Linked DNA regions of Homo sapiens: region 1 is linked to region 2. A link is a loop called in an ENCODE intact Hi-C map of the cell type or tissue named here. Cell type or tissue: heart right ventricle. All regions are shown on one strand.

The links. A loop is a pair of places that touch in the nucleus more often than their neighbours do. Peaks named below come from ENCODE experiments on the same cell type or tissue, not always from the same donor. Only the 100,000 strongest peaks of a DNase experiment are listed, where the experiment ranks them.
Region 1: it touches region 2 in a loop (4-fold over the local background); 2 of 110 quality-filtered maps call a loop at or near these places.

The regions. Positions count from the first base shown.
Region 1 is chr18:58,500,991-58,508,990 of GRCh38, forward strand. ALPK2 (alpha kinase 2) reads right to left here. Exons shown (of 13, transcript NM_052947.4): 11 at 2,941-3,158. Among named protein-coding and RNA genes, the nearest start is that of ALPK2-AS1, 52 kb to the right of the region's middle. In heart right ventricle, no CTCF peak of the experiment used is centred here; no DNase peak of the experiment used is centred here.
Region 2 is chr18:58,250,880-58,258,879 of GRCh38, forward strand. It overlaps NEDD4L (NEDD4 like E3 ubiquitin protein ligase), which reads left to right. Exons shown (of 31, transcript NM_001144967.3): 5 at 1,122-1,175. Among named protein-coding and RNA genes, the nearest start is that of MIR122HG, 190 kb to the right of the region's middle. In heart right ventricle, no CTCF peak of the experiment used is centred here; a DNase peak (open chromatin) is centred at 4,479; H3K4me3 peaks cover 4,380 bases; H3K27ac peaks cover 5,144 bases.

The DNA of each region.
Region 1 (8,000 bases), 250 kb after region 2:
TGGTGATAGAATTTGAGTTTAATTCTAATTCCAGTGTCTCTGTAAAATTATAAAAAGTGGAGTTTCCTTAGAGAATAGATGCGCTATCTCATGCCACAATGACAATGACAGTAAAAATATTTTTTGTCCATCAACAGAGAGTAAATAAACACCATTACTTAATGCCACACCACCACGTTAAACCACACACGTCATTTACAGAGAGATGTGATATTCCATTACTGTTGTTTACTAGTACCTGGAAGTGAAACTAACTGTGCATGAAGCCCTGGGTGCTGCTTTTCAGCATGAGAGCTGAATTTAATACAAAATTAATTCGCAAGGAGAAAAGATGGGGGACAGCAGCAATTGCACAGCCAGAGTCTAAATAGAACAAACAGCTGTCTGTTAAGACCATATGTTTTGTGTGTGTGTGGCAGCAAAGTCTCTTCAAAGAGTGAAGTCTGACTTAAATTTGCAGATTGGCTTCATCTGCAAGGCGGTAATGTTGCATTTCCCAGCTGGCTTGCAAGGAGTCCTTCCAAGGGCTTAGGAGGAAGAACCGTACACATACCAGAGCCCTCTAACATCAGGAGAGACTTGGAAAGGTCTGGAAGTAAATATCTTGCAAATTTGCTAAATTGTTATTTGTGGAAAGAACTTGGAATTCAGAGTCAGAAAATGCGGGTTGGAGTCTTGGACCCCTCTACTTACTAGCTGAGTGACAGCAGACAGAGACAATCACGGTCTCCAGGCCTCAGTTTTCTCTTCTGTAAAATGGGGATCATAATATCTATCTTCTCTGCAGGGTTATTATGAAGATTAAGTAAAAATAATAGAAAAAAATGAATGGATACAAAAACTGATGAAATCCAAGTCAAGTTTCTAGTGTAGTTGATTATATTCTGCCAATGTCAATCTCTTGGTTTTGATAATGTACTATAGTTATGTGAGATGTCACCATTAGGTGAAGCTGGTGAAGCATACGTGGGAATCACTCCATATATTTTTACAAATCCTTGTGAGTCTATAATTATTTCAGAATAAAGGCTGGGGCACAGTGGCTCATACCTCTAATCCCAGCACTTTGGGAGGCCAAGGCAGGAAGATCACCTGAGTCCAGGAGTTCAAGACCAGCCTGAGCAACAAAGTGAAACCCCATCTCCACACACACACACACACACACACACACACACACACACACACACACAAAGAAAAAAAAAAGGAAAGAAAAAATTAGCCAAGTGTGATGGCATACTCCCGTAGTCCCAGCTACATGGCAGGATGAGGCAGGAGGGTCACTTGAGTCCAGGAGGTTGAGGCTGCAGTGAGCTGTGTTTGCGCCACTGCACTCCAGCCTGGGTGACAGAGTGACACCCTGTCTCAAACAAATAAAAAAAAATGGGTTAAAAGAAATAGGAACCATTTATTATGTGGCAATGCTGCAATAAGCGCTTTACTATCTCATTTAATTCTCAAAACAACTCTGTGTGGAAGTTACTGAAGCACTGAGAAAGGTAATTTGCCCACAGGCTACCAGGCTGGAAGTGGCAGTGCAGGGAACAGAACCCCAAGGTGGTCTTGCTCTTCAACACCATGTAATAGCTAGAGCTTGAGATCCTCATCTGGGACAATATCTGACATTTGGTAGGCAGAAAATAATATAGTTCAGATTTTCTTAACAGCAAACAGAAATAGGAAACCCCTTGCAGCAGAAGCTGCTGGTGCCTTACCTATTGCCCACACCCCAACCACTTCTGTGCACCTGGCTCCACCTCTTAGTGCCACACCAGCATTTCTCTGCTTAAGAACTTTCTCTGATCATGTTTTTTATCCGGCTTAGCTTGCCCATGTGGGCAGGTGACAAGTGCAAGGGAGGTAATGCCCCCACCCAGAGCAGCCGCCAGCTGGTGATCCTGGTAGTTGGTGTATACACACTCCGGCTCCCTCACTGAGAAGTGTGCTTTGCAGGGCTCCCTGCAGATGTCAGCTCCAGCGCCCACGGCAGTCACTGGCTAATAATATACTCTACCAGTCGCCTTTCCTTCCCCAGTTGCACTTCCCTACTCCTCTACTGGCGTTTCCTGGGATCCCCTCTCAAATAAGCCATTTGTATGTGAGTACCTGTCTCAGGTCTGTCTTAGGGGAACCCTAACGATGACATCTCCATTCCATAGAAGAAATGGTATTCCTAAACAATTGTGTATACATTGAAAACATGCTATACATTCAGCAGAGAAGCTTAAAATCTAAAGCATTCTAAAGACTCTTTTGCCTATAGAGAATGAAGTACTACATCTTAATTTACCTTATGGTAGATCTGGATTTGAGAATATATTGCTGAGTTTAGGCCTATTGAGGATAGAACAGTAAAGCCAATCTCTGGTTACCTGTTGTAATGGGAAGGCATTATTGGCATGAATTATTGAAACGAAATGACCTCTAGACACAGTGGCTGACGCCTGTAATCCCAACACTTTTGGAGGCCAGTGTGGGAGGATCGCTAGAGCCCAGTAGTTCGAGACCAGCCTGGGAAACCGTCCAGGACGCTGTCTCTACAAAAAAAAAATTTTTTTTTAATTAGCCAGGTGTGGTAGAATGCATGTGCAGTCTCAGCTACTCTGGAGGCTGAGGTGGGAGGAATACTTGAGCCCAGGAGTTCAAGGCTGCAGTAAGCTATGATCGTGCCACTGTACTCCAGCCTGGGTGACAGAGTGAGACCCTGTCCCCCCCTAGAATTTTTTTAAATAAAAATAAAATGAAATGGCCCTCTGGCTGGTTATTTCAGGCTCCTTTATCAAATCTTGTTTCTGAGGAGGCATCAGTAACAGCTTCTGCAGGTAAAGGTGTTTCAAGGTACCCAGCAGGCCTATCCTTCCTCTCCCTCCCCTCCCTCTCCACCCACAGGAACATCTCTGGCCCACAGCATCCCTGGAGCCTGGGCTAAGCTGCTTTCCTCACCTTGCATGTCCGTCACCAGGAGGCAGCCACTTGTTTTCTGGTACACCCAGTGCTGGAAGGTGCAACATTTCTGACCAGCTTCTGATTCTCTTCTCAAGAAGTTTATTTCTTTCCCATCCCTGATGGAATACTTCACAAATTCTCCAATCAGCTCCTCCTCCACTGTAGCATACGGGATATTGTTCTCAGGCCGATGGATAAGAAAAATAGGAATGATCCTGGCAGGGAAGAGAACACAGGCGCACATCAAGGTCTCTACTGGGAAGAGAGGCTCCTGCGGCATTCTACTCTCTCCTGGAGCAGCACGGAGCATAGAATTTGTCCCCAATTCTGCTAGGTTTAGACTACAAATCCATCCAATGACTTTTTAGTGGGTAAGATATGTTTCTGTGTTTTATTTGTTGTTATAAATTCCTCCTTGGGAGGGGGTTTAATTGCTCATGTAGAAATGAATGTCTTCATTGTAGTCATATCTTAATGACCCATCAATCAATGACTATAATCTGTATATCCATTCATCCATTCATCTACTCACCCACCCATCCATTTGTCCATCCATTCATCCTTCCTTCCTTCCATCTATCCTTCCTTCCTTTCATCCATCCATCCATTGATCCTTCTTTCCTCTCATTCAGTCAACCAATATTTATTCAGTGGCCTGTATGTGTCAGATACTCTTCCAGATGCTATTCCTCAAAACAGCAATAAAGAAAACGGAGGCTGTGTTGTCAGGGCTCTCACCTTTAAATGAGGGAGACTGACAATAAACAAGTAAATGCATGGTGCTAAGCGCTAGGTGGGAAAACTCAGCAGTGAAGAGGAGACGGGCATGCGGTGGAGTGGGGCAGCTGTCTTATGTAGGGAGGTCAGAGCAGCCCTTGTTCATGGATAAAGAGCATTTGAGTAGAGGCCTATAGGAAGTGAGGGGAGCCATGAGGACATCGACGGTAGAGCATTCCAGGTCGAAGGCACCCCAAGGAGAAATGCTCAGGGCAGGAGCAGCACTCCTGGCGTGCAGCGGGAGTGCAGGGAGCCAGGGAGATTGGCAGAGGTTGGGGGAGGCAGAGGGGACAGGAAGTCAGGCCTTGGGGGACCTGGGAGACCATTTGGAAAACTTTCCCCTTTGTACTGAGTTGGATGAGAAGCCATTGGAGGATTTGGGGCAAGTGGGGAAGGGACAGGAGGAGATTTCTGCATGACAAAGATCACTGCCTCTCTGTGGAGAATAGGCCAGGGGCAGGGCAGGGAGACCGGGGCCAGGTAATGATGTCCAGGGAGCTGGAGCGGTGATCAGATATGGGATGGAGTTTCCAGCATTATCCATTTGCTGCCACATCATCCTACATGATGATTTCCTACCTACCTCTCTCTCTTCAAAGCACCTACACCTCCTCCCCCAACCGCACCCTCAGCTTCCTGTTTCAGTGTGCAGACTGAAGGTTTAGGAGGACCTCTAAGTGCTGCCACAAGCACATCCATACTCTCACCTCCCGGTCTGTGCCCACACACTGCGCCCTCTTCCTACTACGATGAGCCATCCCTGCTCCATCCTGAACCACCTCCTCTACAGGTGCCCTGGTCCCCGCCCCTCTCAAGTCCTCCAGGTATTGCTCCAGCAGTTTTTCCTTTCTCTCCTCCATCAATATTCCCTCTACAGAATCATTCCCAAGAGCCTAGCAGCATTCCATGATAGCTACACAGCATGGCGACCCCACAGCCCACCCCAACTACTGACTCACATTCGACATCGAAACGCAAATCCGCTGTAGACTCGCTGTCTCCAGTACCTCCCCTCCCATTCTCTCTTAAGCATCTGAAAGAGGCTTTCCCTCGAAAGAAGCCTCTATCAAGGGCAGCACGACCATCATGCTGTTAAGTCCAGTGTTCTCTTCTCGGCCCCCACCCCCTTTGCTCTCAGCAGCTCTGGGCACAGTGGATCTCTCACTTCTTTCTGATACGGCTTTCCCTGGCTTCCTCAAGGCTTTTCTCTGCTTCACTGGCTACCTCTTCTCTGTCTCTTCTGTGAGTTCCTCATCCTCTCCCCTTTAGACTCTGGAGGGCTCTGGAACAGCTCTTCTCTCTCTGCCCACAATCCCTAGCGACTTCCTTGCTTTAAATACCGTTCAGATGCCGATGGCTTCCACATTTATGTCCCCAGTCCAGCCCTGTCCCTGAGTTCCCTGCCCACCATCTCCACGTGATGTCTCATGGGCATCTCAAATTTAACTCTGCATTGGGCACACATGGCCATAAAGATGGCAACAGTAGACACCGGGGATTCCAAAAGAGGGGAGGGAGGGAGGAGGGTAAGGTTGAAAAACTACCTATTGGGTGCCATGTTCACTATTTGGGTGATGGGTTTAGTTAAAGCCCAAACCTCAGCATCACACAATACAGCCACGTAACACACCTGCACATGGACCCCATGAATCTAAAAAAAAAAAAGGAAAAATAAAAATAAAAACCAACCACAATAAAAACATTTAAATGATATTTAAAATTTTACCATGGCAGAAACTGAAGAGCTCATTTGCCCCCACCCCCCACATCTGCCTCCTCTCAGTGACTGGCAGCTTGTGAAAACTGAAACAATCAATTCATTCAATGAACATCCACTGAATAGCTGTGTCAGAATCCTGAAGACTCACCAGGAGGGCAGAGGTGACTAAGACACAGTCCCTGCCTTCCAGGGTCAGCCGTTGGGGAAGGTGCATGGAGAAGCAAAGCCCAGCACATAGTAAATGCTCCTGGCTCAAAATAAGTGTTTGGCAAAATATGAATGAATGAATGAATGAATATATATGTATGTATAATATTTATATATGTTTCTCAATTTCAGCACTGTTGACATCTGGACAGACAGTTCTCTGTGGGGGTGGCAGGGGGCCGTCCTGTGCACGTAGCCTGTTTAGCCGCCTCCCTGGCTTCTACTTCCCAGATGCCAGTAGTCCTTCCCGAATCCTGATCATCAAAAGTGTCTCCATAACCACCACTGTCCCCTGGGGGTTGTGAACCACTGACAGAGAATCTGATCTTACAAATTTGTAAATAGCCAGAGAAGAGATCACCTAGTTTAACATTGACCACGTAGATACCACTTTCAAGGGCCTAAAATAGAACCACTGATGGCGGGCCATAGAGGCAAGAGGAAAATGTGAGATGCTGACTTTTGATGTTCATTAATTTTTTTTTAGTACAAAATGTTTGTCAAATGAGTAAATCAACAAATAGGCTGTAATTATCTAATGTAGGCCCCTAACTATATGTTTAATGGATCAGAAGATCGACTTCTGGGAGGGACCAAGTGATCAGAGTGAAATGGCGGCGGGGCAGCTATAACAGAGACCTATGCATGCAAAGACGTGACCAGCTGCCCTGGGGTAGGGATGGGGCAAAACCCCACAAAGAGCCCTTAAATGAAAATGCCTCAAAAATGGCATGGGTTTTGAATCAGGATCTTTAAAGGTAATTGTGTAGAATAATCCCATATAACATAGTGGCCACACAACGTCAGGAAAAGTTGTGGGGGTAGCAGAGATGGGTGAGCTCCTCTGCTGCCCATGTGGTTCCTTTCTCCCTTGAATAGCGCTAGGACAGACCTGGTCACTTCTCTCTTGAGAGGGAACGTGGGCCTCTAGACCCCCTCTCCCAGTGGAATGAACACGTAAGGCTTGTCTTTCACAATAGGAAGGAAAGCTCGAGCTGGGACCTCAGGTTCTGTGATTGCCACTCAGGAAACCACCTTTGCAAAGACTGTAACAGTGAGAAAATTATGACAGTGAAAGTGATCTGACCTGACTCCATTTTCCCTTTAACCTTCAAGCTGCCCTTGTTCATTCCTGGGCAGAGGCCAAAGTAACTTTGGGAGGAATTTAGTTTATACTTTAACAAACACAGATGGTAACAGCCCCTCTCCAAAACAAAGCACCTCCTTACTTGGGGATCAGACCACCTTTGTAAAACCAACAACTTGGCCACAGGATTAGAAATTATGGCTCAGGTGTCATGCAGCCAGAGGCCATGATATTCCTACCTCCCCACTTGCTCCCATAGATAACATTACTAGTGTAAATCCTAAGACTAGTGTTTGAGGTATTTTTCAGACCCTGTATTCTGATGGATCAGCTGGTACCACCCAGACTGGTAAAACTGGATCATCTGGTCTTGTGGCCTTCACCCAGGAACAGACTCAGTGCAAGAGGACAATTTAGTCTCCCTGATTCCATCCCTGACTCTACTAATAATAAACAATCCCTATTTCCTAGCCCCCTGCATTCTAAACTATTAAAACAAACAAACAACAAAAAAAACCCAGGCCTCCAAATTTTCAGGGAGGCTGATTTGAGTAATAATAAAACTCCAGTCTCCCATTTAGCCAGTTCTGTCAGAGATGTGTGAACCAGAGCAGCTCCATCTTGAATAGGAGCTGGGTAAAAATAAGGCTGAAACCTACTGGGCTGCATTCCCTGATGGTTAAGGCATTCTAAGTCACAGGATGAGATAGGAGGTTAGCACAGGATAGATAGGAGGTTAGCACAGGATACAGGTCATAAAGACCTTGCTGATAAAACAGCCTGAAATAAAGAAGCCAACTAAATCCTACCAAAACCAAGATGGCGACAAGAATGACTTCTGGCCTTCCTCACTGTTACACTCCCACCAGTGCCATAACAGTTTACAAATGCCATGGCAATGTCAGGAAGTTGCCTATTTATATGGTCTAAAAAGGGGAGCATGGATAACCACCCCCATAAAAAGGGGCAACCAGCAGCCCTTGGGGCTGCTCTGTCTATGGAGTAGCCATTCTTTTATTCTTCTACTTTCTTAATAAACAGGCTTTCACTTTACTCTATGGACTTGCCCTGTATTATTTCTTGCGTGAGATCCAAGAACCCTCTGTTGGGGTCTGGATTGGGACCCCTTTCCGGTAACAGCTCTATGTATAATAAACTCTTTTTTTTTTTCAATTATACTTTAAGTTTTAGGGTACATGTGCACAACCTGCAGGTTTGTTACATATGTATACATGTGCCATGTTGGTGTGCTGCACCCATTAACTC
Region 2 (8,000 bases):
TAGTAAATGATACCTGAGTTTGGAAGATGATATGGGCCATTTTGGTGAGGTTTTGGTAAGGAAAAGGAAGCAAAAAGATATGGAAAGCCCAGTAGCTCTGTCATTGCCTCACAGTTCCAGGTCTCTCTCATGGTTCACAGTCTAGGCTCTGGAGACAGGCAGCATAGACCTAGTGCAGGTCCTGGTTGCCCTACACATTAGCTGTGGGCTCTTGGGCAAGTTACTTCACTGAACCTCAGGGTCTCGGCTCCTCATTTATAAAATTGCGTGATAGTTATACATCATAGGATTGCTGTGAAGATTAAAGGAGATCATGGGTTGTTGATATTTAATAACAAGACAGTGCCTAAAAAGTAAGTGCACAGGCTGGGCACAGTGGCTCATGCCTGTAATCCCAGCACTTTGAGAGGCCAAGGCATGCAGATAGCTTGAGCCCAGGAGTTCAAAACCAGCCTGGGGAACATGGTGAAACCTCATCTCTACAAAAAAATACAAAAATTAGCCAGGCATGGTAGTCCAAGCTACTCAGGAGAGTGAGGCAGGAGGATCAATTGAGCCTGGGAGGTTGAGGCTGCAGTGAGCCATGATCATGCCACTGCAGTCCAGCCTGGGCAACAGAACAAGACCGTCTGTCTCTGTCTGTCTGTCTGTGTGTTTGTGTGTATGTGTGTGTGTGTGTCTCTCTCTACACACACACACACACAGATACATTCTTAAGCTATTACAATCTTCTTCATTATTTTTATCATTACTATTACTGCTATCAGGACTAAGAAATATCCTCAGGCATAGACATTTTTTGATCTACAGTCATGAGAATGCCTTGTACAGAGGTTAGGAACCCGTCAAAGCTATTTACAACTATCCTTTCTTATTTTAGAAAAACAGCTAAGAGCCTTCTCTTCTTTTGCTATGCCTAAATTTGGGGCAGAATAATATAGAAATCAGTAATAGGAAATTTGATTTAGTACACATAGAATTCCCAGAACAGCAGGATAATTGTTCATATTATACAATTGAGTTGGGCGCATTGTAAAGCAGTATGTTATTCTTTCTGTTCCTTACGTCGCTGTTCAAATGATTCCTGCTCGTTTAAAAAATACTATTTATGTTCCTTATAGGTAAACCCATCTAATCACAGACTCCTATTTGAAGTATTTGACGAAAATAGACTGGTAAGTGGATGCCTGTATTTGAATTTTGCTTCATTTTTTTATTAACTGGATTTTCAGAGCAGCGTCTTTAAAACTCTGTGTTTATGTTGTACTTAGGACAGTATATGTGCCCAAAAAGAAGACTGTTTTTGTCCCACTACGAGTTTGATGTTCAAAATCCTAACAAATAGTTTTATGTTGCTAGGATAAAAAATGTATTTGTATGTGTGTGTATTTTTATTGCAGTTAATGTTAACGAAAGCCACTGGTGATAGTACCAGCCCATATGCTCATGCTCTAATGTTGGGAATACAGAACGGTAGGCAGATCTCTAAAGAGGCCATCAGGAATGTAAACAAACTTTGCTCGGTTTTTAAATGAAAGCCAGACCATAGTACTGGGATGCATTCAGTAGCAAATCTATGGTAATTCTCTCAGGGAAAATAACAATCTAATTAACAACGTATAGCAAAAAGTGAATCTACATTTAGCAGGTAAAGTCAAGCCGTATTTTAAAAGTGGTTGCCTTCTTAAGAGAGAACCTTAGAAAGTACCTTTAAAGAAACAAAGATATGCCTGAGGCATATAACAGATACAAACTAACATTTTATATATAGATTGATGTATATATAATATGTTTATGAAGATCGACACATACATAACTGAAATAATTATGATTTCATTTTATTGTTTTTAATTTTTTTTAGAGAGAGGGTCTCCCTCTGTCACCCAGGTTGGAGTGCAGTGGTGCAGTCGTAGCTCACTGTAACCTCAAACCCTTGGGCTCAAGCAGGACTCCAGGATAGCTAGGACTACAGGCATGAGCCACCATGCCTGGCCAGATTTCATTTTAGAAATGGAATTTTTGAAGCACATTTTGCTTTCTTAACTATCTAAAACGTGTACATCAAGTAGCTGTGAACCAGGTGTTCCAACTATGAAAATGAACACTATCATGTTAAGTCCTTAAGGTACCTTCAGAAGTGACACTATAATTCAGTGCAGTCATTCTCAAATTTACCCTCTCTGAAACTTGTATGGTATGTTGACTGGTTAAAAGGTGTTCTTAAGAATCCTTTCTGCAGTATTCAATTGAAACTCCAGATTTTTAATAGCTGGACGTTAATAGAATATTTGAATTGGAGGAGCCTTATACAATAACTCATTTAACTCCTGTTGTTGTCGATGAGAAGAACCAGGTCTAGAGCCTTTACATAAACACATCAGTCAGTGGAGGTGCCAGGGTCTGACCTGCTGGCCTCCTAAGTCCCAGCCCAGTGATAGTTTGGGAATGTATTGAATCTCATATGATTAGTATTATTCTCCAAAAGAGAAAACTAACAGATTTTGGCCTACCATCCTAGTATCTTTTCCATTAAAGTATGGGATGTTGGGTGATGAACAGTCGTACAGTGTAACTAAACCACTTTTGTTGTATGCATCAAAGTACTTTCTTGTGAAATTGGATGAGAGATTCTGCTGAGGGTGCAGTTCTTGTCTCTCCATCTCTCATCCAGTGAGGACCAAGTGAGTTAAGCAGTATTGAGTAGTATAACAGTACGTTCCTGGAGACATGGGTGTGTCTGTAGACTAATCCTTATTCTCCAATTATTGAGTATAATATCTCTTGTTTAACATGAGGAAAGGGTCAAATTTGAGGAAAAATGGCCTCTTGTTTGATGTGTTTTAGTTCATTATTCTCTTCTATTAAGAGAAATTCACTGTTAAAAAATTGTTTCCCATTTCCGTATCTGAAATAATGACTGTAGTTGAGGTGATCTTGCCCTGGGTCTGAAATCATACTTCCAAACCAAAAAGGACTTTGAATACAAAACTTTTAAGAAATCTTGTATGAATACAAGCTATATCTGAAAAATTGTGTTTTATAATATTGATGCCTAGTTTTGCCCCAGGCCATCTGCAGTGTGGTTACTATGCAAAGAATGCTGGTGTTGCTGTTTTTTTTTTTTTCTTTGTTGGCTATTAACCCAGCGGAGACAATATGTGGCTATGGTAGTACTTGGAAGTTCTAGCATTACACAGACTAGCTTCCATTTCTCTCATAGAGGTCATTTTTGGCATTTAAAACACATACTTTTAGAAAACAGATTTGGATGTATGTAAACACAGGGTTAATCCACCACACTCTGGATGCTAGAGCTGTTGACAAAGTCATGCTTTGCAGATTTTAAAATAAACTTTTTGTTACTCTTACAGCTTGGTATTTTCCCCTCCTATTTTTTTTACCTCCTCTAAATAAACCTCTTTGTTAAATAATTGATGTTTCTGGATCATAGAAAATAGTAAGTTTAAAATACAGAATATTTCCAAGCTAACTACAAATCTGATGACAGTTTTTTGAGTGTGCACTTTTCCTTTTATTTCTTAGGTCCTTTTTGGTCCTTTGCAAACATAGTAAGATTCCATATTTGTGTCCCAACTGTGGTAATATTGCTGACTTCTTACTGGAAAACAGTCAGCTCTAGGTAGCATTTCTTCTGTGTGGTATTTAAGTTAAATTATTACCAAAAAAAAAAAAAAAAGCCCACATGCACTCCCTTCTTCAATTTTCCTTTTGTTTTTTGTTGTTTGTTTGTTTTTTGGTTGATGTTTTCTTTCCTACCTGACATATGGAAGACAATGTTTTCTCCAGCTGGGTTCATTTTCTCTTTGAAAAGGAGACACTTTGGTGTCTGCCAGTCATATGTGAGCTACACACACGTATACACCTTTTAAATGAAAAATGCTGTGATAGCAGGAGGGCTCTGCTTGGCTAACTGGTTGTGTAGCAAGTCGGGCCCCCTCCCCTCCACTTAGCTATTTTGTTACTTGTAGATCCTGCTCTAATTATTTAGCATTAAACGGACACTAACTCTGTAGGGTGTGTAATCGTATTTATAGTACTGTTTTATTAGTTTGCATTCCATCCTGGTAGTGTAGTGATGTCATAAATAACAGAAACATGGTATCCGATGCTTGGGAAGGGGTTTACCCGGTGGCCAAGCCATATTTTACTTGTCATTATTCCGTGTGGCGGAAGGTGGGAAAATACCGTGTGTGCTGTTAAACATGCCAGGTCCCTGCACTGGTTAGACAGAGTCTCAGTGCTGTGCTCCGTTGGGAAAGAAGTGCCCTGCGAATGTGATGTGGTTTAGATTTATAGCAGCGTGGCTTGCAGTGTGTTTGCTGCCTTAGTCAGCTGTGAGAGCGCCCTGCTGGGGCCACTCCTTTCTGATGGAAAAGCAGCAGCTGGGAAGGTGCTGTTTCAGGCTCTTGCTGTTTAAAAAAAAAAAAAAAGAGCGAGTAGGGGAAAACTCCTCTAAGTCCAGAAGCTGGCATTGGAGGGGGAGAGCGCGGTCATGTGGTTCTGGCCACCCTACCCTCTGTCACAGTGTGGATGAGAGCTTTTTGCTCTTATCCAATCATGCCTGGAATGCCGCTTGCCACTTGGGTTATTTCTGCTATCTGTCGCTCCCGGTGCCGCAGTGCTAACAGTTTGGCAGATGGGACACTTTTTCTTGGAATTTGTGTCTTTGGTTTGTGACTTCTGGCAGTGTCGGGCCTGTTGTTGCCGCTTGCCCTAGCCCTCCTGGCCCCCCTGGTCACCATGGCCCATCGGCTTCGGTTTCATTTTGGCTCTGGTCGCAGCAACACAGCCCCCGAATCAGACATCCTAGACCAGGAGAGAGAAGACGACTTCTTCATGGCATTCCACACCCTACCGCGGAGAAGCAGCCCGCACCCCTTCGCCCAGAACGGAGGGGAGGACGGCGGCGGAGGCCTGCAGGGAGGCGTGGGTGCGCTTAAGCGGAGCTCGTCCATGTTCATCCCGCAGCTCTTGACCAGCATCGACGCCCGCCCCACGTGCAGCTCCTCCGTGCAGATCTCCCTGCAGCGCAAGGCCACGGACGGGGCCACGGACGGGTGCGGGCCGCCCGAGGGCGCCGACGATGGGCCTCCATGCGCAACGCCCGACCCCAGGGACCAGGCCTCCGCCACTGCCACCACGAGGGCCTCGCCCCAGAGTGGCTCCCGGGAGCCCTCGCCGAGGGACACCCCCGGGAGCTCCCCTCCGAGGGCAGCCCGGGACCCAGGGCTCCAGGTCAACGGCACGTGCGGCCGCCGCGTGCGGTGCTCCGGCCCCGTGGACTGCGCGGAGGAGGCTGCCCCGGGCCTGCGCATCCAGCACCGCGCCTCCAGCGCCGACGTGCGCCAGGTGAGGCTGCTGCCCCTGGGCCCCGATGGCCAGGGCGGCCCGGCCGCGGCAGAGCCCAGGCGCTGGTCCCTGCAGCACGTTCCAGATGCTTCTGGAAGCTCTGGGAAGCGGTGTTTTGTCTTCCAGTTGCAGCAGCCCCAACAAGGCGCTTCGGGGCCAGGCAGCGACCTCAACTTTGGCTTCACGGGCACAAAGGGGGACAGGTTGGTGAGGTATCCTCGCATTCGGCTGGAGAGGAGCACCTCGTACCCCACGCAGCCCCGAAGCGAGCGAGGGAGCCCCACGGAAGATCGGGGAGCCCTGGAGGCATCGCCTCGAGCTGGCAGGATGGCTCCTGAAATCCGCAGGACGAACTCCGCGGAGAGGACTCCGCAGGGCCAGGGGTGCACATTTAAGATCAGGCAGGATCAGAACGCGGGGCAGCAGCATTTTAGAATTCTTGTAACCCGGGGGCCGGAAGAAGCTCCCCAGAATCCCGAGGAGAAAAGCGCCAAAAGCCCTGTTTCCACGGGAGCTGACACCACGGTAAGTTCACAGCGTGTTTACATGTGTTTACTGATTTCAACTTCGATGCTTACTCTGCGGCGTAACCAAAATAAAACCTCACCCTCTGTTCCGGGAGTTTCCCTGCTTCAGGCCAGTGGATCTGAATGTTTGGCCGAGTTCTGGCACGATGATTTGTGGTCCAGTGTTTGGTGCGCAAAACACCATTTCTGCAAATGTCTTCTGTAGGTCCTCAAAGTCAAAGAACTTTGTCTGTTTGGGAAATCCAAGCAGAATACCTTCCCCCTGCTTTTATTTTTCTGAATAGAAGAATTTCGAATAAAATTTGTTACTTTAATCTGCCAAAAAACAAGTCAGTGCCCCAACGTGCTGATGTTGGAATTGCATTTAAAAAGCTGCTTGCAAGTATAGCCTGTGACAATACTTTAAAAATAATCAGTTCTCGGAAAGGGGAGGATATTGCAAAGGACCTCAGTTTCGTCTCTTAATAGTTAAAATAGGTGAACGTAAAGTTTAGTGGAATTTGATTATCTGTCATGGCCTGTTTGCTGCAGGAGGTCAGGTCAGTCGTTGTTATATAATTTGCTTTGTTTTTTGTCCCATTAAGTAATACTGAACGAGAGTAGTGTCGCTTGTGGGATAGTGACATTACTATCCCACAAGTGACACTGCTAAGATACTAACAGATGCGTTTTTAAAGCACATTGGGTTATGGCCCAAGGCTAGGGGAAACTGATGGGGACTCGTTAATGGTCAGATGGCGTGGCGTGCAATTTAACACTGCACACTTGAGTGTCCAAGCCGAGGATGCTGTATATAGAATAGTAAGTACCCTGTCTCCAGCTGTGGAGAAATAGACGCCTTAGAACAGATTCTGGCCTTCCTGTTTCTCTGTTCCTGATCGCTCCCTTTCAGTGAAATGGAGTACAGAGAGACAGCTGCACGCTCCATCGACCAGGCATATGATGACTCTGCAGCTTTCGTGGTTTAGAGTGGAATGAAAAGTTTAATCAGTTTGGTTTCTTTTACTAGTAATCACTAGCCAGTGAGTGCTTTCTCCTAAAGAACAAGCTCCTTATATTTTGAATTGGATATTTTTTCTCCTGAATTTCATGTGACTGCCAGTTTGAGGATATGATTAGTAAATGTCTAGGGGACTTTTCTTTGGATTTCACTTATGAATTGTGATTTTGAAAAGTGAGCGTCTGAGTATTACTCTAGAATTGTATTGTCTTTTATTGCTTTGTGTTCAGAAATAAGTTTCGTCTTTCAAGTAAACTTTATCACTCCTCCATCATTGGTTTTCATCATTTTGAAGATACAATCAGATGCTTAATGAAAATTTATTTTTCTTCTTCTCTTTCCTTCCATGTATCTCCTTTCTTTCATTATCTCAAACTCTTCTATTGGGAAATGGCTAAGTGCTTTGTCTTGGTCTGAACCTATACCATGTATTACACAATGGTACAAATTTTGACAGTGTTTTGATATTATAGTAGCCTTTAACGCCCACCCCCAACAAATTACCATCATGACAGTTGTAGGCTTTGTTCGGCAACACAATTCCATGCTGAACTTGGACCACTTACCGCATGAAGATTGACAAAAATATATTTCCTAAAGTTTGATAACTATTCAATTATATTACCAAAAACTGAAATCACTTTGCAGTTCTGATGTGGAAGACAAAGGGATTCATACAATTAAACTCAAAAAAGTTCAAACTCATTTGGTTTGAACTTTCAAATGTAATTAGAAAACAAATCGAATAAACTAAAACTTATGTGTACCTTGCTTAAAAGGGCTATTCTAACTTGCAAGGCCTATGTAGTGAAAAACAAGTTTCTACACATTTGGAGAATATAAATTCTGGAATAAAGAGCTTTTCTTGGAGAGTAAGTTCCAACTAGTGAACAGTAGTTTGCATTTTCATATGTATGTATTTTTGTACACATACATAAATTAGTACGTGGTTAGTAAGCTGGTTTTCTTTTAAGCAAAACGATTTTTCTTTAAAAAACAAAACCAAAAGTGGTCACATAACAAAACCGCCTGCTCCATTCAGCAACTTTGTATGCATTTCATATGGACAGGGGTGTTAAGTTTAGGCAGCAGCTGCCACCGCC